3 separate regions of the Homo sapiens genome follow, and all the other regions are linked to region 3. Evidence: chromatin loops called from intact Hi-C (ENCODE). Cell type or tissue: heart right ventricle. All regions are shown on one strand. Region 1 overlaps GPATCH2L (G-patch domain containing 2 like). Region 2 overlaps ESRRB (estrogen related receptor beta). Region 3 overlaps IFT43 (intraflagellar transport 43).

Region 1 (8,000 bases), 130 kb before region 3:
CCAAAACACTTGGTTTATGGATTTCATCTACACACCCAGCCAACAATCCAACTATCCATATATCCACCTGACAAAACTCTGCCCCTGATCCATTTATTAAGAACTATGTGCTGGGCACCGTGCAGATACTAACACTCTTCTCTACCTGCAGTAGGTTCTCCAAAGCTAAGAGAAGTCCAGAGGTCTACCTCCCGTAAGGAATGGTGCATACCATACCAAAGTACAGAGTTTGCACCAATTATGAAAGGGGAGACCCTATTAAGCAAATTACAAAGCACCAGTCACAAAACCATATGCATTTAGGACAACAGTTCTTAACCCTGGCTGGCATATTAATCACCTAGGGAGCTTTAAAATAATGCCAATGTCTAGGCCTTATCCCAGACCAATTAAATCAGAATCTCTGGAAGTGGGGCCCAGCACGGATATATTTTCTTAAAGCTTCTTAGGTGATTCCAACTTGCAGCCAGGGTTGAAAACCACCAAGTTAACTATTTCCAGAGTGCTATTCCTGAAATCCACAAATCTATTAGATGGTACAAAGACCACAAAACTCTCCCTCCCATCCACTGCACCTGTCATCTGGGCTGTATTATAACGCTACATCAATAAAATGTTATTTTAATATTATGGTCCAATTATTTATTTGTTTATAGCAATGAAATATTAAACAAGAGAGGATTTTAGGTCATGCACCATCCTCCCAATGCCCCCCGCCCCCACCTATTCTGAGAACCAGAAGGGCATATGGTTCTAGCAGGGAGGAAACTGTTGAAAAGCCCTTGCTCTTGCTTAGGAGAATGGAATTGGCAGTGTCCAGGCAAGAAGCAGCCTCAGCTCAGTAACCTGACAGGAGGGAACCTTCATAGTTCAGGCATGATTATCAAACTCTTTGTGCTCTTAAAGGAGAGTAATTATAGGCATGTGAAAAAAGGGAAGCACTCCCTGAGGAACTCTTCCTCACATGCTTCCCAAGAGGCAGTAGGGCCATTAAAAATTCCATGATGAAGAGGAAAAACAGCCTGGGAACAGCCAGGAGGCAATACAGCAAATTAATACACCAGCCCTCCTCGGGGAAAGCTGTGATAAAACAGGAAACACTTCTCTCTTTGCAAAATAAAATTATACCACTAATGATAACATTGTCGCCACACACACACACACACACACACACACACACACACACACACACCATGCTAATGATGCATGTGAAATTTCCAATGCTGCCCAGGTGCTTTGAAAGAAATGTTTCCCTACTACAAATAAAATGGGACAAGAAAAAGACACAATTTCCACTGGAAACAGTTTTTAGTATAGTCATTCACCTGCCTCTTCCCTGCCACTACTCCTTCACACTCCTCCTTGGTGCCAGGCTTTTGCTAAATGATCCACTCTTTGCAAAGCCTACTGCCCAGTTCTGAATCCAATCTCATCAGTCTGCCACACTGGAGCTAGACGGTTCCATCTTCACTAACCCCTTGCTGGGGAGGAACGATTACAAAGGAGTGACCAGTTGCCCTGAGAGCTCAGTATGTCATCATTCACATTTTCTAAAAATTGCATAGAAGTCACTTGCGCTGATCATTTCCCATGAAGCAGTGGTTGCCAAGCTTTATTGAGGTGCACCCTCATGAGTAAAAAATCTGAAAAAAAATTATGTATGTAGTACATATACATAAAATATAAATACGTGCTACTAGACACATATGTATAATTTAAAACAAAAAAAATTTTGCTATAATTTTTTTGCTATAAATAAATGTAAGTTTAAAAATTTTCTTTCCCTTTCCCAAAGAACCTTCATGTATGCAACCCACTTGGTATCTACTGCCCTGGGTATGACGTCTAGAAGTAAGGACAAAGACGATGCATGATTGTCCACATTCTCTTTCCTTTGCTTTCAGCAATGGTCTAAAACAATAAGCAATATTACCCTAGAGCTGAGCATACCAGAAGCATAGTAGAGACTTCCTCAGGTTTCCAAGTTCAGCCACAAACACTGCCAGGCAAAAGAGTGAAGACAGTGGTATGGATAATGAGATACACAAAGAAACAAGAAGCTGATGCCTAGTCCAGCCACAGGATAAGGCTTTTAAAGGAAACAGGAAACCTGACAAAAGTACGAATACTGATCTCAGCACAGCACAGCTCTAGGTAGCAGAGGTAAAGAGAGGAGGGAAAGTAATCCACTTTCAGCATTCTGACATGATATCATGCTACTCAAATCATTTTCCCAAACAGTATACACAGACATTATTTTATTTGGTATTAAGACAAAAAGCTAAAGGACTGTTTTCCTATGGATTAAAATCCTGTTGTCTTCTATGACAGCTTGAGCACAACCACCTCTAAAAAGATCTCCCTGAGCCTTGACATTAGGGGCCCCTCCTCTGTGCTTTTTCAAACCTTTATTGTAGTTGTCAACTTCCATACCTGACTTTCCCATGAGAATGTAAGCTCCTTGAGGGCAGTATCTAAACAAAGAGCTGGCTCATAGTAGGGTTCCAGCAAACGCTGAATGAATTAATGATGAATAAACATCATGCTACTGAAGGAAAGGCCTTACTACTAATAGTTTATATCATTCCACAATTTTCCACATTCTTTTCTTTTTTTTTTTTTTTTTTTTTGAGACAGGGTCTCACTCTGTCATCCAGGCTAGAGTGCAGTGGCATCATCACAGCTCACTACAACCTTGACCTCCTGAGCTCAAGTGATCCTCCCACCTCAGCCTCCCAAGTAGCTGAGACTACAGGTGTACATCACCAGACACAAATGATTTAAAAAAAAAAAATTTTGTAGAAACAAGGTCTCACTCTGGTTCAACATTCTTTTTTTTTTTTTTTTTTTTTCTTTTCTGAGACGGGGTCTCGCTCTGTCCCCCAGGCTGGAGTGCAGTGGCGCGATCTCAGCTCACTGCAAGCTCCGCCTCCCGGGTTCACGCCATTCTCCTGCCTCAGGCTCCTGAGCAGCTGGGACTACAGGCACCCGCCAGCACACCTGGCTAATTTTTTGTATTTTTAGTAGAGACAGGTTTTCACCGTGTTAGCCAGGATGGTCTCGATCTCCTGACCTCATGATCCGCCCACCTCGGCCTCCCAAAGTGCTGGGATTACAGGCGTGAGCCACCGCGCCCGGCAGTTCAACATTCTTAATAACACCATTTGTGATGGTCTCTCTTTTCAAAAGACATTCCATACAGAAATACCACTTCTTCAGTAGAAAGACCTGGCAGTAGGTTATGGTGCAAAATTTATTATTATAGCCCATAGTAGAAGTTCTAACTGTATCCATGAAAGTAACTTCTTTGTGCAGCCTGAACCTCAAAAGCTATGAACATAACCATTTAAGAACTTATTAGGAATAAAAAAGAGTCATCAGAACCTTGGAAAGAAATTCTTTGTGCCACCAGAAACAGTACAACTTCTAGGGTCCAGCCTATTAGCTACTCTTTTCTGCATAACAGCCCTGTAGGGGGTGCTACAATTAAAACCATATTTACTTCCCATGTCACCTAAAAGAATTTATATTTGTAAGGAGTCACTCGTTTGACTAATATATGTTAATGCCTAACAAGTCCCAGATACTGTGTTAGGTGTTATGAAGTTATCAGGGAACAAGACAACATCCCAGTACTTTGAAGCTTATATTCTAGTGGGAGAGACTGAGGGATAAAGTGAAAAAGAAAAAAATTAAAAAAGAAAAACCAAACCAACTAAAATAAACTAATAAGCAAATCCAATTCAGACTGTGATAGAGCCATAAAGGAAACAAACAGATAACGAGCAGGAAGTGCTGGAGGTGGCCCCTTAGACGGGATGGTCTGAGTGGTCCTCCTTGACGAGGTGGCACCTGAGCTGAGACAAGCAGCAGCTCAAAGACAGTTTTCCAGTCAAAGGGAAGAAGTGCAAAGTTTCAGCGGCAGGAAAGGACTGCTGCAATTTTTGAAGAACAAAACAGAACTCCCTAGTACTGCTGGATCTCTCTCCCACAGAGGGAGAAAATTATACGAAAGGAGGCTGTACATGTAGGGAGAAGTCAGATTATGCAGGGTATTGCAGGCTCATGGCAAGGAACATTAATAATGTTGTTTGAAGATGGGGCTTTTAGCAGCAGAAATAAAATGAAATATGAGCCAGAAGACTTAGGTCAAAGTTGAGACTTAATCACATACTAGCCTTGGACCACAGGAAAGATACTTCACTGCTCTGCCTCAGTTTCTACATCTGTAAAACATCTATTTACCTCAAAAGATTGTCAGGATCAAATTGGATACTGTACACAAGCATACTCTATAATTTGAGGGGTAATAGAAAGGAATATAGTATTGTCCAGAAGCAAATAACCGCTACTAAAAGACAATTACCTGGCAGAGCAGTGTGCTGGTGAACACCTTCGGTGAGAAGCATCGGCAAGAACATCCAGGGAGTAAAGGGGAGACAGGGGATTGAACTGCAGGAATGAATAAGACTATTTTAGTAAGGCTTACATGAAACGGACCTGATCCTAAAGGGTAACCTACATTTGATTACTTTTCCCCTTTGACTATCCAACTCTTGTTATACCAAACACAGGCACTGTTCAGTAAAGTCACACATATTTCATAGTTTGCCTATGAATGTACCAAACCTGATCTAGCACACCTCGGAAAAAAAAAGCTATTCCTTATTAAACAACAATTTTTCAAAAACTTCTGACATACAATAGTCACTTAAATGGCAGAAGACAGTTTTTTCCACATGATATAACAGGAACTTGTGCCTGCTGATTATCAACTATGTATCAGCCCTTGTTCCCAAGAAGATTAGCATGAAATTACCTTTTCATTTCCTTATCCTGGCAAATGTTTCCAAGAATAACCGGTTGACACATAACAGCAGCATAGTATTGTGGAAAGAGAACTAGACTAAGAATCAGAACACCTTTTAGTTCCAATCTACCACTGAGATACTGGGTGTTAAAAATTACATAACCTCTGAGCTTTACTATCCTTATCTGTTAAATGAATATATCACTATCTGTCTTACCTAATCACTCCATCACCTAGGCTGGAGTGCAGTGGTGTGATCTCAGCTCACTGCAACCTCCACCTCCCGAGTTCAAAAAATTCTCCTGCCTCAGCCTCCCAAGTAGCTGGGATTACAGGCGCCTACCACCACACCCAGCTAATTTTTTTTTTTTTTTTGTATTTTTAGTAGAGACAGGGTTTCGCCATGTTGGCCAGGCTGGTCTCGAACCCCTGACCTCAGGTGATCCACCTGCCTCAGCCTCCCAAAGTGCTGGGATTACAAGCATGAGCCACTGTGCCAGGCCTGCCCTACCTATTTTACAGGGTTATTATGAGGGCTAAATGAAATATTGCTTTCAGAGTATAATTTCAGTTTCTCATCTGCAAAACATCTATTTGACTTCAAAAGGTGGCTGTGAGGATCAAAGGAGATCCCTCACTTTATGTTTGCTAGCTTTCTTTGGACTTTTCCCACAACATAACAGTCCTCTCTAAAAAGTTTAGAACTTAATACCCTCTGACATACAAAGACTGGAAGAACCCGGAATGATAACTTCAAACTTGTTTTATGAGAATACAAACTAAGCAACTGTTCTATCTGCCACAGAGGTTCCAATCTTGGTTCTATTAGCTGTATCACTTTGGGCAAATAGTTTGAATCTTACAGATCTCCAGTTCGTCATTTGCAAATAACGGATCTGGATCAGGTGACTGCCACAGGTCCCCTTCTGCCTTTGGATCCTCTGATGCAAACATGATTAGTGCTCTAGCTTAGTGTTCCCCAAACTGCAGTCTCTCACATACCACCTTCATGACTTTCCTTATCTGCCTACAACCTGTACTACTGTTTACTTATTATTTTTCCTCATATCAATTATTTTTGCTCAGCTTTGTCCTTACTATATTTCCGTGAAATAACAGGCTTGATACCATAATTACATCTTTTCCAATGTACACTATAATACATAACTTAAAAATTGGGCATCTATATGCCATCTAAAATCATCTCATACATATACACCAGTTATGTCTTCTACCACTCTAGTTCATTTTGAAACAGCAAATTCATAATGAAGATTCCAAGTCTAAAATGTGGATCGTGTATATCAACTCAGTAAGCTACTAAGTTGTTAAAAAAAAAAAACAAAAAAACCCACAACAAACAGGAAGCCTACAACTTTTCACCTGTCAGTGTTCATCTATTTTACAACTAATCACCAAGATAATGCAATCCTCCAAAAAAATCACAAAGCTTCACACATAAAGAAACATATCGATAACCACTGTGAGTTAATTTTTAAATTGTGAGCCCTCCACATGGGCCTAAATATGCCAAGGGGCCCCTCAGGGGGTAGCCAGGGAAAAGACTAAGAAGGAGAGGCTCTAAGGCAGGGGTCCCCAACCCCGGGGCCGCACAGCAGGAGGTGAGCTGTCAGCAAGCAGCTGCTCCCCATCGTGGGCATTACCGCCTGAGCTCTACCTCCTGTCAGATCAACAGCCACATTAGATTCTTATAGGAGTGCAAACCCTACTGTGAACCGAGCATGAGAGGGACCTAGGTTGTGCACACCTTATGAAAGCCTAATGCCTGATGATCTGTCATTGTTTCCCATCACCCCCAGGTGGGACTGTGTAGTTGCAGGAGCACAAGCTACATTATGACCAGTTGTATAATTATTTCATTATATATTACAATGTAATAACAACAGAAATAAAGTACACAATAAATGTAATGCATTTGAATCATCCCAAAACCACCCCCCTCACCACGCCCCCAACCCGGGTCCATGGAAAAACTGTCTTCTACAAAAATGGTTCCTGGTGACATAAGGTTGGGGACCACTGCTCTAAGGCTTTGACCCCACTTCACCCAAAGCAGCTCTACCTTCTGCTCCATACGTTTAGGCTTCAACATAGTACTTCTCAACGCAGGATTCTGATGTTGAACTAAACCATATGCAAATCAGATTCATTCTGCTTTCTTACTGCAAAGTTCAAAACTAAAATAAAAACAGGATTCCTATGAAATATATGCTACAAGAAACTAATGATCACAGTTGAACCTACAAAGAGGAATTAGCTGCAGTTTTTACCAGTAAGTGTTGGATACTCTTAGAAAACGGTTCTCCAAGAAAATCAAAATAACAAGAAAGAGGAAACCTTACCTCATGTGCACAAGCAGAAATGTGAGGAAAATCAGAAGCCAACGCTTTATTCTTTCTAAAGAAAAGGAAACCAAATGATAAAATAAAGATGACAAAGAAAAATGATCTTACCTGATTTCGTTCTCTTTTCCCAGCTGATGGTAACCAGAAACTAAAGAGAGGGAGAGAATAACAGGAAAGAAAACAATAAAAGAAGTGATAGGAAAATTACAGAAGGGAGAAGAAGATAAGATGTTGGAATAATTAAGTAAAGACAAAGAAGGGAATAGAGAAAAGATGTAATCAGAGGAGGAGAAAGAGATTAAATGTATGTGAATGTTTTGCAAAAACAAAAACAAAAAAAAACCTCTTCAAAGGAAAAAGGCTTGTAATGGAATGTAAAAGACTGAACAACAGAAATAAACCCAAGATTACACTGTGACACCAATGATCTCTCAGCTGTGCAGTGACAAGAGTCTCAACTCATGAAGGGCATAAACCACACCCACATCTTTATTTTCTATGTAAAATTAGCCCGAGTTGGATGTGTATAGGATCATAACTGGGTACTGACCATGATGCATACAAGATATATGAAAGAACCAACCATTTTAGGGGACAAGGCTGTCACAAGAATTGGCAGAATTATTTTCCTGTAGCTACATACAGGCTTCCTACAGCACTCACCACAGTAATTAGAACAAAAAGATATTTCACAGGTTGGGCGCAGCGGCTCACACCTGTAATCCCAACACTTTAGGAGGCCAAGGTGTGCAAATCGCTTGAGCCCAGGAGTTCAAGACCAGCCTGAACAACATGGCTAAACTCTGTCTCTACAAAAAATACAA
Region 2 (8,000 bases), 340 kb before region 3:
TGAAGGCTCCTCCATGACTGACTCTGTGCTGCAGACGAATCAGAACCAGATGGGCCCTTGAGGAGCTCAGGGTAAAGTGAAAGACTCCCATAGTGAGGTGGGAAGGAAGGGCTTCACTCTCAACGCTGCCTTCTCCTCGGCAAGGCCGCTCCAAAGGGCATTTGTCTACAGACCAGGGATTCAAAGAACAGAAGCAGACCCCAGCAATGAGCTGCAGCTTCTGGCCTGTACAGCATGCAGATGTACGCATTGCCAGCGGTCTGTGGGCTTGTAGTGCACTTGCCATCGGAAAAGGGCTGGGCTGGGAACTGTGTGTATCTGAGTCACTGAACTGCCCCTCCTGATGGCAAAGGTCTGAACCTGAAGCAATTTCCAGGTAACAGAGAGATTAAGTGTGAATCCTCATTCCAGGGGCCTGGGTTGGCTGGGACCCAGGAAACCTGCCACGGAGGAGTCTAGAAAAGCCCAAACGCACTCTTGCTCTTTCCTGGCCTCTGCTGTCCTGGAGGCTGCAGACCAAATCTTACCTTCCCGCTTTCCTGTAGCATCCCAAGAAACCACAATGCAGCCAATGTAACCTCAACTGTGTGATCCAACTCGGGATTGGCCAGGAATATTTTCTCCACTTCCAAAGCCAGAGGAGCCCTTGCTTTCATGGGCATGACCGCACAGCCCAGCATTTCCAGAGAGGGCAGCTGCCTCCTCGCAAGGTCCTGGGGCCCCGCTGCAGCCACACACAGAGCCTCCCTTCATGCTGCAGCTTGGCTGTTCTTGGCATCTGCTTCATTCCTCTCCTGACCTCACCTGTGCCTGCCTCACCTGTTCAACCATGTGCTGCTGTGGCCTCATTTCCTCAAAGGGCCTGGGGCACAATCCTCTCATGGCCTGGAGGCTTCAGCATACCTCTCCATCAGCGCCTTTCCCCTTGGAAAATTCATGGTTTTTACTTCCCGCACTTAGCTCCTCAAGTTAAACCCTACGCACAGGGGTCCTGTAGGGAAAGGACATGAACCTTATGCTCTAGAAATAAAACTTACATTCCTCTACCTGGCACGTCATCTGTTTCCGTAGAATTTGGATAGGGGCATCACTGGAGCAATGAGAAGAAATACTAAAAAGAACTAATATTTATTGAGCACCTACTGTGTACTAGTTTCTGCTATAAGTACCTTATATTTATCTTTTTTTGTTTGTTTGTTTTTGTTTTTTTGAGACTGAGTCTTGCTTTATTTTCCAGGCTGGAGTGCAGTGGCGCAATCTTGGCTCATTGCAATCTCCACCTCCTGGGTTCAAGTGATCCTCCTGCCTCAGCCTCCCAAGGAGGTGGGATTACAGGTGCCCACCACCACGCCTGGCTGATTTTTGTATTTTTAATAGAGATGGGGTTTCACCATGTTGGCCAGGCTGGTCTCAAACTGCTGACCTCAAATGATCTGCCCACCTCAGCCTCCCAAAGTGCTGGGATTACAGGCGTGAGCCACCGCACTCAGCCATGTTTATCAACTTTTAATCTTTACAGCAATCTAACGTGGAAGATCACAGCAGAAGAGGAATCTGAGATACAGAGAGATTGAGTCATTTATCTGGGGTCACAGAGCTGGGATGTGACGGAGCCAGTGCAGTGGTGTGGTAATAAATGTTTAATGGCCAGCTGGGGGACGGCGGATCTGTAGCATTTGCCAATTTCCGTGGTGTAAATACTCCCATCATGGCTGTTCTCAAACTACCAGTGTGTCATCATGGAATGCAGGCTTGGGAAGAGACAGGCAGCAGCTCAGCATCGCATGGTTTTTCCACCATACATTAGGTGTAAATTGATGGCAAGAACGTAAAGTGAAATGTACTAAGATATGAGGAAGTGAGGAGTGGTATCTATTACCTTTGTTTTTAATACAATGTATTTAATTATAAGTTTATACCATTTAATTTTTAATAATGATTGTGTTTGACCATCAGCCCACAAAACTGCTGAATATTTAACAGTGAGCTCTCCTGAGCTGGTTTGAGCTGGTTCCAGCACACCATTGGGACCAGGATTTCAATTCAGTTAGTCTGGAGCTAGGGTTTTCCCTCTTAACCCCAACACTGCATTGCCTCCCAGAAGGATATAATGCTCCCCAAGCCAGAGCTGCCTCCATGGCTCAACCAGGGCAAAAATGTGGCAGAACCAGTGCTCTCCTGGTTACCTCTTCCCAGGCCCTTCTTTCTGCCTCTTTTCCCCCAAGGGCTCCCCTTTAACTACTTCCAATCCCCTCAGGTTAGCTCAACCAACATTTATTAAACACCCACTCTGTGTCACTGGGGACACAGAGATGACCTTGGACTCTAGGACCTCATGATCTAGGAGAAAAAATAAGCAAATATTCAAATCCAACAGATTGTAAACCAGTCAGGGGCATGAGACAGAGAACAGCTGCAAGGAGAAAGACTAATTCCCCCAGGGAGAAGTCAGGGATGCCTCCACACAGAGGGGGATACCTGAGCAGGGTTTTAAAGGATAAATAGAAGTTTGCTAAGCAGACCAGGGTTGGGGGAAGCAATACAAGAATGACTAGATCTGAGGTGTATACATAGGTAAAAGTTTTCCAGATGTAGGAGGGGACTCAACAATGAAGAGCAGGAGGGAAGAACTGAAGATACGCTCCATATCTTGGCTTGGTGGGGGGTGCCTGCCTAAAGAGACATGAGGATAAGCAGGTTTAGAGTGTGATGCTGTCTTTGATTTTGCACGTGCTGCTGTGTGGTGCCTGCGGGAATCCAAGACGGGCACCAAGGTAGGGCACTGAGACTCAGACTTGGGAGCTGTTGGAGAATGGGCGATAAGAGAATGATGGGAAGGCAAGGAACAGGAGAAAATGCAAGCTGAGAAGAGGGAAGTCGGCTTCAAAATATGTTTATGATAGACTCTAGGAGAGGCATGGAGGGGGTCAAACCACTGAGTGGCCTCCAGAGGCTGGGCATGGGCCCTTGGACGATGATGTCAGGAAGACCAAAAGTTCCTTCCTACAGCTTTCTCCTGTGCCGAGGACAAGGATGGAAGCTGACCTGGGGGATGAGAGGTCTGACTCTGTGCAGCAATTCTTCCACCTTATTTTTTTCAGAACCAAGACATGGGTCTTGGTCTTTTCCCCCTCCACCACCACCTTAAACTTTGCCCAAGTGTTAGATCTACACAAGGTGTTCTGAAGGCAGGAGTTAGAAAGCTGAAATTCTAGGCCGGGTGCAGTGGCTCACGCCTGTAATCCCAGCACTTTGGGAGGCTGAGGCAGATGGATCACGAGGTCAGGAGATCAGAACCATCCTGGCTAACAGGATGAACAGTGAAGCCCCTTCTCTACTAAAAATACAAAAAATTAGCCAGGCATGGTGGCAGGCGCCTATAGTCCCAGCTACTTGGGAGGCCGAGGCAGGAGAACGGCGTGAACCTGGGAGGCAGAGCGCGCAGTGAGCCGAGATTGCGCCACTGCACTCCAGCCTGGGCCACAGAGTGAGACTCCATCTCAAAAAAAAAAAAAAAAAAAAAGAATGAAAGAAAGCTGAAATTCTAGATGCAATGAGCGACACATAACATCGGGGTGAGGAGTGCAGGCACACACCCAGACAGCCTCTGTGCAAATCCCAGCTTTGTCAGCTGTGTGACCTTGGGCAAATGACTTAACGTCTCTGTACCTCAGTTTCTTTACCTGTGAAATGGGGGATGATAATAATACCTACTTCCTAGGATTGTTGTGAGGAAGTGATGATTTCATACATGAAATATTCTTAGGACAAAGCCTGACACACAGTAAATGCTCAATAAATGTCAATTACTACAACTATTACTATTACAATCGCCCATCTCTGGCCTTACACTTTATATTTAGCTCTCCTATCCCCCCTCAGACACTTTTCTTACATCAAATCCTAAAATGATTCCCCAGAGAATTAGGTGGCTTGGAGAAGAGCATCTGAACACCAGTATCTGGCTCTGAAAATGGTGCTGGCTGCACGGCTTCTGCATATTCAGCAGCTGGAGGTCATTCCTCAAACTGAATCAGACCTGAGCACTTTCCAGCCCGTCTGGAGGTCAGGCAAGCCACGGAGGCAGTGAGTGTGTGGTGTGTAGGTGTGCATGCATGCATGGTGGGGCTTGGGAGGAATACCACACTACAAGGCAGCTGCAGTGCTAAATTGCATGGAGCAGGGCTCGGAAAGGTGAAAACCAGAGCTGCTTTCTAAAGCCAGGGTCCTGAGCTCACCCCTGAGCTTCTGAAGGCTCACCCCCTGGGATTCTCCATACACCCCACCAAGGGAAGGCTCTGTTGCAGAACTGTCACCCATGGGGTGCAGTGCCAGTGAGTGCCTGTAGGGGGCTCTAGAGCTCTTCCATTCCCCGTACCCGGGGCTGTGAGGGCATCAGGCTTAAAACAATGGTTGTGTTTACCAAGGCTGTGCGACTGTGCTGTTCTGAGAGGTGAATGAGGGGAAGCTGGGGTCCGCTGGTACCCTGTTGGCGAGACCCGGTTCATCCATGCTCTCAACTAGCTCTGCTTCAGGTTTGGAGTCCTAACCCTCCCTGATCCACCACCTAACACTGATTTGGGCTGCTTCCCCTCAGCCTCCTGGGAGACCCTCACAAGGGTCAGCCTCCTGTCCTTGTGTGGGGAGGTAGGGAGAGCTGCTGCTTTGGCCTCCAGGGTGGGGCAAGGGTAACTTCCAGTTTCTGGGGTCTCAGGTTCTGGCAGTCCAGCACCCCAACCCGTTTGTCAGGGAAACATCAGGCACAGACAGGTTCCCAAAAAGACTTGACTTACCCTGTTCCTCCCTAAGGCAAAATTCAGTAGCCCTGGGTGCTGTTAGGAGACCTCATTCAGCAGATTTATTTACTTAATTGTAACTCTATCAATATATCTGGTCGAGGGAACTTACCCACTGCCATATCTAAGGGCACGGCCAGCCTAACACATTCATATTGGTAAAATGTTAAAGATGGTCATTTGGAGGCAGAGGCAGGCAGATCACCTGAAGTCAGGAGTTTGAGACCAACCTGGCCAACATGGTGAAACCCCGTCTCTACTAAAAATACAAAATAATTAGTACCCAGGTGTGGTGGCACACACCTGTAGTCCCAGCTACTCAGGAGGCTGAGGCAGGAGAATCGCTTGAACCCGGGAGGCAGAGGTTACAGTGAGCCGAGATCGTGTCACTGCACTCCAGACTGGGTGACAGAGTGAGACTCTGTCGCAAAAAAAAAAAAAAAAAAAATTAAAAAACCGAACCTAGAATTAATCTTTCGGGCTTGGTCAAAAGCAGAAAAAAAATAAGAGCAATGTGTTTCTTATCAGACTATTTTAAGAAAAACAGTCATGGGTAGATAGGGTTGCCAGATTTAACAAGCATTGCATAGGATTTACTTATACAAAAAAAGATACTCACATTTATGTAAAATTCACATTTAACTGGGTATCCTGTATTTTACTGGACAGCCCTACTGAAAATATAGGGATTCGTTCAGAGGAAAATTTCCTATTCATCCTCTCCATCCCAAACTGTAATTCCTTCTTTAATCCCCTTGTGTTACATATTGACACGCGAGCCATATTGATCACATTAAACAAAGTAGTCAGTTCAAGCACCCCAGTCTCACTGTAGGGAAGACTATAATTGTGAGATTATGTCAAAGGAATAAAAAGTAATGCCCCAAAGATAACATCAAAAAATTAATAACACTGGACATTTAATGCACACCTACTATATGCCTGGTGCTTGTCCTCTGACTAAATCTTCAAAACAACCCTGGGAGGTAGATACTATTAGTGGAAACTGAAAAGAGAATCTACACATCTAATTTCTGTAGTTCTGGGAAAAGCATGTAAATTTCTGGTCAATTACTTCCTGAGAAAGAAAGGGGAGGGAAACCAAGAAGGACTCCATCCCATCAACAAATGGGCTTATTCATAATGCAAAGGCCAGGTCAGTTGCTATTTGGTTATATGCCACTTACACAGGAAACTGTCTTAATTTCAGTGAATTATCACTGGCTTGGAGTACGGGATGGTGGGAGAGCAGTGGGTAGGAACCCCGTAACAGTCAGCAGTAAGCTGGCCTTAACAACTGAGGAAGATGTGTTATACTCAGGATAATCAACAGCTCATTTGCCATGAATAAAGGCATCGCTCAAGCCACCCCCAAACACTCGGTGACAGTGACACACAGATTCCAAATGTTCTCTGTAAGAAAAAACACCCTTTCTCCTAATCCTTCTTAAACTCAACAAGACTGATTGGTTTTTATTATTCATGAATTAATTTTTTACTCAGGGTCCAACAAGGGAATTGAAGATATAAAATTTCTCACCGATTGAGGGGGAAAGCAGATCTCAACCTAAGCAGCACAGCCAGAGTCTTGCTTGCATTCCTTGGGGGTGGAATGATTTGTTTGTAAAATCAGTTAATAATCAATTAATAATCCAAAGCTTTGAGGTTTGGTTGTTTTTTTTTTTTTTTCCTGAGGAAAAGAAACTATGAGTAAGAACATGAATAAGAATATTGAGATGGAAAAAAAATACAGACAGCTATGGGACCCTGGAATATTAGGTGAAGCAGAGCTGCTTCTTCGTTCCACGATACATATACAAAAAAGGAAATGAGAGAGGAAATAACAGAAGCATTGATGGATTCTAAAGTAACGCACAGATGAGCATGGTCTGTAGGTGAGCAGGCTTCAGGTCTGGGAGTCGCCATGAAGCATCACAAGAAGGGACATGGAAATTCAGAGAGGTCAGTTCCCTGATGACCTCCCTCTAATCACCTCCATAGTGCAGGTTGAGGTACTCAGGAGCAGGGACAACGGCCTCATAGAAGCCAAATGGCCAAGAAGGCGATCAAGGGTGGAGAGATGACTTTGCCTCTCTCTTCACACAGTTCTTCTCCCAGATATTCACATGCGCCAAGTCATAACCCCCCCTTGTCCTCTCTGTGCCTTTGGTCTGCAAACCTGTCATGAGAATGCAGCCAGAGGAACCAAGGAGCAAGGGGAAACTGGGAGGCAGAGCATGGCACGGGGCATAGAAGCCGGCAGTAGTGGGGTCAAACTTGGCACAGCATCACTTACAAGAAACACTTCTCCCATCTTCGTTCAAAGGCAAAGCACCCAGCTTTTCTCAGGGGGGCCAGGTGGTTAACACCGTATTCTCCTCTACCTGCCTGTTCGTATTCAGAGACCAGGCAGTTTTTGCTCCTGGGTGAATTCAGACACGCAAACCTGCAGCCTTTGCATGTTTATGTTTGCACGAAGATATTTATGTTTGGGAGCAAGAAACGGTCACCCTCATCCAGCTACTATGAGAAAAATGGTTACGAGAATTGCTTTGCGCTTTTTGGGAAGAAAAAGGTACAAGCTGTGATTACTGTAATCACAATTATTATAACCATCACATTAAAATTGCTACTATTTCTGTAAAAGCAGTGTTCTTTCTGCCAAAGCTTGTTAGCTTGACTGCTTAGGTAGACAATGTCAACAAACCCAAGAGACAAATGACAAAGAGTGAAGCTAAAAGTAAGAGGATAAATACTGCGCTCTGCATGCTGAAGTCCTGTTTCACCATCAAAAGGAAATGTTTTCTGCTGATCGATTAGGAAGACAAAAACAAAAGCATACAACAGCTCATTTACTGTGCATCACCAAGATCCCAAACTAGGGTTCCAAGCATAGGCGGTGAGATGAGGGGAGGGATTTAAAAATTGGTTTTGCATAAAGTTTAGTGCTTCTTCATATCCTCACCCATACCTGCAGCCCCTATCACCACGCGCCTCAGATAACAAACAGACCACCTGAAATTTGTCTGTAAACAGCAGGTCTACACCCTTCTTGTTTTTTTCACCAAAACGTGAGCCAGCCAGCGGCCATGAATAAAGGTATTGATGGCTGAATCAGAACAGGGGGGCCAATTATAGGCATTCTGCTTTGGGACTTTACCCAACTAATCATGCTCAGCACCTCTGAACAGCTCAGCCAGCCAT
Region 3 (8,000 bases):
ACCCCATTTCACAGATTTACTTTATCTGCCTGGTCCTCAAAGGCACCTCAGGCTAGTGCAGTGACAAGGAGCCCAGCAAAAGACACAGAATCTAGCACGATGTTTTTTAAACTTCAGGTCATGACCCACGAGTGAGCCATGAAACCAATTTAGTGGCGCACCACCAGCTTTCCTTTCCTTTTAAAATTTTTCTTTCATCTTTCTTTTTTAATAGCACAGAAAACACCATGTGCTGAAAATAGTAAGAATAGGTATTATGTAAATGTTTTGTTTCCTGTTTTATATATACACATACCCAGTCATGAAGTATATTTTTATTTTTTATTAATTTACTTTTTTTTTTTTTAGAGACAGGGTCTCACTCTGTGGCCCAGAGTGGAGTGCAGTGTTGAGATCATGGTTCACTGCAGCCTCAAACTCCTGAGTTCATGTTATCCTCCCACCTCAGCCTCCTGAGTAGCTGGGACTACAAGTGCGTGCCACCGTGCCTGGCTAATTTTTTTCTATTTTTCGTAGAAACAGGGTCTCACTGTATTGTCCAGGCTGTTCTTAAACTCCTGACCTCAAGCAATTCTCCTGCTTTTGCCTCCCAAAGCACTGGGATTCAGGCATGGGCCACTGTGCTCAGCCCTGACTGTATTTTTAAACTACTGGTGACAGGTTAAAAACAAACAAGCAAGCAAACAAACAAGAACCTAAAACACAGTAGTCTACCACAGTCCACAGGGTAGGGAATTAGAGAAGAATCTGATATGGAAGTTCTGCCTCCCAGACTGTGTGAGGACAGAGGTTGAGGTAAAGAATTATGGGTCCTGGAGCACCTCTTCAGAGACACTTCATTCCCAACTTCTGAGGAAACTGAGGCTGTCGATGAGGCTTGTGTGACCTGGGCCCAGCCCTCTGACAGGCTGTCTGCAGAGCTGAGATCAGTATAGCCTTGGGCTGCCGGTTTATTTCTGTACTCAGGGCCCCTGTGCCTTTTTCCCCAAAAGTGGCTATTAGAAGTTTGGGGAACCTGGCAAATCATAATTCCAGCGAGATCACCTCACACAGAGCACTTTTCAATACTCTTCAAAGATATTCACATCTACAAACACTACCTCGGCTGAGTTCTGGAGAAGAGGAAAAGCAGGTTTCAGCAGCACAATTTTATACACAGAGAGGGACGCTGGGCACTGCAGCTGTGGGCTTCACCCAAATCACAGAGCTAGTTAGTGATGAGGCTGAAACTAGAATCCATGTCTCCCAACTTTCACCCTAGATTCCAAACACTTTGCCTCAAGCCTTTTCAAAGGAAGATACCAGTTGATTATCTAATATCCCTAAGGCACCCAGACATCTGCTTGGATTTACTGTGTAGACGGTCCCTTCTTGACTTCCTCTCCTTATGGAAGGCACGATATGGTATAGACAGCAAATTGGAAGCTGGAGAGAATCTTTTAAATTAGTCATTCTTCAACAGTGGTGCACCAGACTCATTCCCGGAAGCTTTTTCAATGTACATGGGCTGGGCTTACTCCTAATCTCCCTGAGGTAGTAACTTCCAGAAATGGGACCTAGTCACGTAGACAAGACTCCCTGCCCTAAGCCTTGAGACATTCAGCTGAATACTCCAGTTGCTAAGCAGCAAAACTGAAACTTATTTGCCTTCTCCTCCTGAGTTGCCGACTTTCTTCTAACGGAAGCATTAATGAACATGGACTTGACCTAAAGGATGAGAGGAGGAAGAAATAGCAAGGGGCCTGAATGGTCCACTAGGTGAAGTCTCTGTTCCTGAGTGATCCTGAAATTCACGCCCAAGTACGTGGTGTTCATGAAAACTAAGCAGGTGTTCTCCACCACACCAGGCCCAGAGCAATCCAGATCCGATTAGAGATGCTCGTTCAATATTCAAAATGTAAAACACAGAGGTTGCTGAATCAGCACTTTGAAAAGTTAATTAAATGCCAGGTTTCTTTTTAAGAGCTACTCCATCACTCACTGATTGCTTTGGCCATTTTGCAGAATGAAGTTTTAACCTGGGACAGTGACAGTAAACGTTCTCTCTCACCTCCGCCTCGTGGAGCAGGGTGAGGGAGCAAAGACTGGCTTCCCCTCCCCACATCACGGCGGGCTGATGGCCCTTTCCAAATTGCCTACAATGCTCAGCCACGAAGCTGCCAAGGACTCAGAAGCTTGGCTTCTCAGGTAGACGATGTGAAGGTGAAGGCGGTTGTCTTGCTGTCGTGACTTGCATTTAAAGCCCAGTACCTCAGCTCCACACTCACCCAGTCCCGTCCTGGTCTTCATCCCAGCTTCTCTCTGACCTACGCTTAGCCTCTCCTGCCTGGCTCAGCGCACCCACTCTCAACTCTCAGGGGAAAGAAAGCCCAGTCCCAGGTCTCAGCCCACCCTTCCTTTGTGCTGTCCCTTCCCCCACAAACCTGCCCTAAGAAGGATGACGACTGATGACAACAGTCAACATTTACTGAGTTTGTTAGGCACCAGCCACTGTCATTATAGTATTTATAATACTATTATACAATTATATAATCACATATGTCCTATACAGTATACATTATCTTATTTCAGTATTATAGTACCTTATTTTATTCTCTTTGTTTCACAGAGGAGGAGCTCAAGAGAGGTAAGTAACCTGCCTAAGGTTACCTACCTAGAAAGTGGTAGGGCCAGAATGCAAGCAGGGTGTCTGACTCCAAAGCTCAGTTCCCAACCCTTACACCATGGAGACATGCGGGCATTTCAACAGCATGGGAAATGCTCCTCTGCTTCAAATCCAACTAATATTTTCAGGACGGGGACAACTTTTCAACTTATAGTAGGGCTGTAGCTTTGTCAGTCCTGATGATCTGGTAGTTAATGTTGGCTTAATTGTTCTGTGATTTATTATATGTTTTATTTACAACGCAACAGTGTGCATCATGGCAAAAAAGAGACCCATCTAGCTAAGTCACCTTTCTCTCCATATTCCTCCCTTTTTGAAATTCTTTTGCTCAAATGTAATCCCTTTCTTTGGCATTTGGAGCCCACACTGACATTTGACGGTGTGATTTGGGCAGCTGAGCACAAGCTGGATCCCAGTGGCACATCTGTGACTTCAGCCACATGGGACCATGGCAGAATCTTGGATCCTCATAGTTTTATTCCTGCCTGCAGGGTCTGTCTCCTCCCTGCTGCATCAGGGGGCCTGATCTGGCCATCATGATCGAGTGGGACTAGCAGGTAGTTATGACCCCCAACTGCAGGGACCCCATGAACTTCTGGGGAAGAGGCCGCAAAACAACCTGGATTCCCTTCACCAGACAGAAGAGGCCTTAACTGCTGCTACATGGGTTATGTGCTGAAGGGTAAAAGGCAGCCCTAATGTAGACATCACCTCAGTTAAAATGTTTCTCTCGAGTTTAATGGAATACTGCAGAGATCTAAATGGAGATAAAGTACCACGGCTCAGAGAACAGCCAGGATGCTATCTTTATGCAGCATGACAATGTTCAGTGGTTAATTAGACACCGTTAACCTATTTTAGCAGGGGACATAACCGAGATAAATGGGGGGAAGCGTCCTTGAAGTCTCTTAATATCCACAGCACATACTGGACCCTAGACCCACCTCCCTGCTGCAAGGCAGAACAGGCTTAAAATAGACGAAAGTGCCAAGCACCTGGAGCCTTGCCTGTGCCCGTGGAAGGCCCTATGCGAGTCCATCCCTCAGGGATCACTCCGACCTGGGGAGGAATGTGAAGGGTTTGGATGAATGGTTCTGACTATAACTTGTTGCAGGTGAAAGAAACGCCAAAGCCATAGGAAGGCACCTGCATGATTCCCATTACAAAAGAGACAAAACTGCAGCCAGGGGCCAAAGGCATGAAGAAAAACTGGCCAGGGGAAGAGCAGGAAAGAGATACCAACTACGTTGATGCCAAAGCTACTTTACATTTTTAAAATGTCAAGTAAAAATTTCTTCCTCTGGAGGAAAAAAAATCAAAATGCCATTTTCTTGCAAGGTTTTCTACCCTCATAATTTTTAAATGTCCAAGAAAAATCTCACAGTTGCCTCCAAACCTCATTGAGGTAAATTTTACCAAGGCATGAGAGAGAGAAGGCAATATTCCCGGATCATCTAATGCCACCAGCAAATCCAGAACCAAGGCTCTACTTTATAAATGTGTGAAGCGCCAAATGAGCCTTTGCAGTGAAAACCCAAATGTGAGGAAAGGAGAAATCTGCCATTGTCATCTTGGCCACACTGCTCATTCAATCCCAGGCGGTACACTGGATAATTGGGGTCCCTCTGCTCTAAGCTGCCCCCACACCTGCAATACTCATTAAAAGCTAGATATTTCTCATGAACTGAAGTTTTCCTTGTCCAACAGATTTCTCCTCATTTAAATCTCCCCTGAAAGCTGCAGTCACCACCCTCTTTCCCCTCAGTTCCTAGTTCTTGCCACTCATGTGTTTAGCATCTAGTATATGCCGCTAGGTACCATATTTTCTTCCTTCTTTTAAAACAGGCAGGTATTCCCTAACACCCAAATTTTGGCACTCTGGGGTTTTAGGTCACGCTAGATCATATTTAGCTCCTGCCAGCACAGTTCATCAGTAAGATGTCTGGTAGACTGATAAAAAACTCATGCCCATGTCCTCTCTTTACACTGCCAAGGCCTAGTGAATCACAAGGCAATTCCTGGGAGAATGTTGCCCCCTGCTGCTCACATTAAAAATGACAGCTTTGTTTTGCTTCAAACTAAATGTGTGAAAAAAGGTTGAAATACACAGAAACGCTTTGAGTAGCTACAGTTATGGGAACATATAAAATGTAATATGCCTGCTATCAAGAAAAGGCAGCAGAGTTTAGAACTCTAGAGGTTTTAGCCCTCTCAAATGAACATTTTTTTATTCAGGAAACCATTACTGGATCACTAATCATCTACTAGGCAGGAGTGAGAGGTGTTGGGAATTGGGGATCTTTTGCTCAAGATTTTACAATCTGGTAGGAGAAAAGAACATTACAGAAATAACACTAACACCTCCATAAACTTACATACTGTAAGGCCAAAAAGACTCTCACCACCAGATGGGTACAGCGGTGTGCACCTGTAATCCCAGATACTCAAGAGACTAAGGTGGGAGAATCACTTCAGCCCACGAGTTTAAGACCAGCCTAAGCAACACAGCGAGACCTCATCTCAAAAACAAACAAACAAAACCCAAGAAAACAAACAAAAGACTCCCACCACATCCAAACACTCCCACCACATCCAAACACTCCCACCACATCCAAACCCTCCCACCACATCCAAATACTCCCACCACATCCAAACTGTCAGCTGCTAGATGAAGAAGTGGAGACCAGGAGTCCTCAAAGAGATCTAATGAAGGCTCCAAAGCCAGTGGACGCAGTGCTGGACCTGGAAACTGAGGTTCACAATCCCTCATTCTACTGAGCCCCAGATTTGACAGGACAAGTGAGGAAGGTGTAAGCAAACTGTCACAGGAGCACTAAAGAGGGAACCAGCCATTCTAGCTGGGGATCTGGGGAGGCTTCATGGAAGCCTTGCCAATGGAGAGATGAGGAGGCTTGCAATGGGCAGAAAAGCTGCAGGAGGGAAACCACTCGAACAGAGGTCAGAGGCATGCAGGGGCTGAGGTGTTCGGAAAACAGAAGGGGACATGGTGTGGCTGAAATAAGGAAAAGGTGGTGGCTGGAGATGAGAATGGCGTCAGGGCTGAGTGGGTAAGCAATAAGACCAAATAAGTTGGTATTACTGGTGTCAACTCTATAAATACATACACTGACATTGATCAGGGATCAGGAGGGATTTGGGGGCTTGAAATTAACCATGGGTTCTTTGCTTTCCCCCTTCAAGTTACTTATGCCCACATATAGAGACCTCAATGATCTAATATTTTGCAACTTACCTTGTATCCTGCAGTACAAAAGCAGCACAGAGCAGTTAAATGGAAGTTCTTATTCTTCCCACTGGGAGAAAGAAGGGGGTTGGGGGTGGGGAGAAGCAGCTAAGAAGAACCGCTGTATGAGTGTTCCCCAAATGTCTGCCATTTCCAAGTGCCACCTTCACCAATTTTGCTATAGCTATGTACTTTCTGCAACCACTTAGCATTTTCTTTAAATTGATTCCTTGGTTTTAATACATTTTTTTTAAAAGAAAACTCTACATCTTCATGGAAAGCTATCATCACCAGCCATAGGGAAATAATTGTAAAAAAAAAAAAAACACACAGCTTTTTAAAAACTACAAACTTTATTAGCTAGACATTGCTGTTTGTCAAAAATCCAAGAGCGTACGGCCTATTTTGTATTAAAAGGGGAGATTAGTAGGGTTAGAGAAGTGTTAAAGAAACACTGGCTGTAAATGGAGACTTTTCCATTGGCATGATCAGAGGATGTGAAAGCTAGTGGAAAAGAATAACTTTGGGACTAGACACGAATCTTGGGAAAATCGAGCTACAAGGATGGAAGATGGAGATAAACGAGACTGGATGTGGTGACTGAGACTAGTAGAAACCATGTGCCACAAGTCAAGGGACAAACTTCTCAGTGCTTCTGGAAACCTTTATTTCAATTCATGTTTAATTGCTGGAGTGGGTCTTTTACTTTTCCTGTACAGAAGTTTCTGCTCTATAATGGGGAAACCTGTAAAGATTTCCTTCTAGTAACTAACCCACCATCTTCTCTGCTTCTGTTCTTTTACATTCTGTGATTTCCCCGAAACCCCATAAATACACTGAGACTCACCCAAGTCATGAGGTACATGAAGAGAAGGTGCCTCAGTTCTGGTTGCTGGCATGCGAGCCACTGGGGGAGCACAGGACCATGTGTGGCAGCCTCCTGGGAGGCTCAGGGCCCACCCTGGTGAATCCCTGGTAAATAAGAACCAAGGGCACCCTGCCACTTCAACACGTGGGCTCTTTTACAATGGGTGCTGTGAAACCTGGAGAAACTGGTGTAGCCATCAGTATTCAGCTCTGGTGGGGGCAGCATGGGTCAAAAGGTAAAATCACTGACCGACCCACTAGACCAGAAAAAACTCGGATGATGTGAGGGGCCTCCATTTCCTATGCATATTTATACCTATGTGTGCCCAACCTGTTTCATCTATATTAAAATTGCTGTTGGGTACTTCTCCATACAGGACTCAAAAGAAAAGGAAAGAAGTAGGTGTGATGTTCACAGATGCATTTTATTTTTGAGAGACCGAATCCATCAAAGGGAGAACAAGGAGATCATTTATGTTCGGAGAATTTTAACCAATGGTTGGCCTCTCTAATCATTCCCTCCTGGCTTTCAGCTGCTCACTCTGCAAAGCAGCAGGTCCCCCTTAGCAGAGACTGGCTGGCTCAGGGGACACAACTTTTTTCCTTGGAAGTTTTTTTGTTCAATAAGATTGCTTCATACGATCAACATCTCAATTCTGTGAGGGTCCCAGAGGGTAGCAGTAAAGACAATTTTATTCTAACAGACTCACTCTTGCACAAATAGTATAGTGCATGGCCTTTTTGTGAACTTGAGATAAATGCGTGCAGCGCTCAAGGTTTGAGAATGGGCACGGCTGCAGAACGAGAGGCACATTCTATTATACTAATTAGCTGTACGACCTTGGGCAGTGGGGCAAGGTGACATTTAAGGGCCTTTCTAACTCTAAGATTCTATAACTCAGTGTCACTTAACCTCCCTAGTTCTCATTTTCTCCATCTCCAAACGGAAGGGGCCAGACTCCATAGCTCCTCAGGTCTCTCCCCAGCTCTGTGAATGATCACCAACCCTGCCTCCCCTTGATTCTGGCCCCCACCCACATCTGTTCCCCATTAATACTGCTCTCCATTCTGACAACCCCCACGCAGTCCCTTCCTTGCAACTGGTTTATCCAGCCCTAAAAATCTCAATCAAGACAGTGTAGTGTGCAGGTTTGGAAACTGCAATGACAAAAAAAAAAAAAAAGGAGGGAGGGAAGGAACAGAGGGAGGAAGGCAGGCGGGCAG

What was found. Hi-C counts contacts between places; a loop is a spot of excess contacts. Peaks named below come from ENCODE experiments on the same cell type or tissue, not always from the same donor. Only the 100,000 strongest peaks of a DNase experiment are listed, where the experiment ranks them.
Region 1: a loop joins it to region 3, with 4 times the contacts of the local background. A loop is called at or near these places in 4 of 110 quality-filtered maps.
Region 2: it touches region 3 in a loop (20-fold over the local background); 70 of 110 quality-filtered maps call a loop at or near these places.

The regions. Positions count from the first base shown.
Region 1 is chr14:76,177,216-76,185,215 of GRCh38, reverse strand. GPATCH2L (G-patch domain containing 2 like) reads right to left here. Exons shown (of 10, transcript NM_017926.4): 7 at 7,174-7,228; 8 at 4,367-4,452. Among named protein-coding and RNA genes, the nearest start is that of GPATCH2L, 29 kb to the right of the region's middle. In heart right ventricle, a CTCF peak has its summit at 3,478 (motif pointing right); no DNase peak of the experiment used is centred here.
Region 2 is chr14:76,383,699-76,391,698 of GRCh38, reverse strand. All of the region lies in intron 1 of ESRRB (estrogen related receptor beta), which reads right to left. Among named protein-coding and RNA genes, the nearest start is that of ESRRB, 12 kb to the right of the region's middle. RefSeq lists a silencer at 4,399-4,498 and an enhancer at 4,698-5,198. In heart right ventricle, CTCF peaks have their summits at 4,113 and 4,338 (motif pointing right); a DNase peak (open chromatin) is centred at 4,358; H3K27me3 peaks cover 1,735 bases.
Region 3 is chr14:76,047,693-76,055,692 of GRCh38, reverse strand. All of the region lies in intron 3 of IFT43 (intraflagellar transport 43), which reads right to left. Among named protein-coding and RNA genes, the nearest start is that of IFT43, 66 kb to the right of the region's middle. In heart right ventricle, CTCF peaks have their summits at 4,511 and 4,710 (motif pointing left); a DNase peak (open chromatin) is centred at 4,662.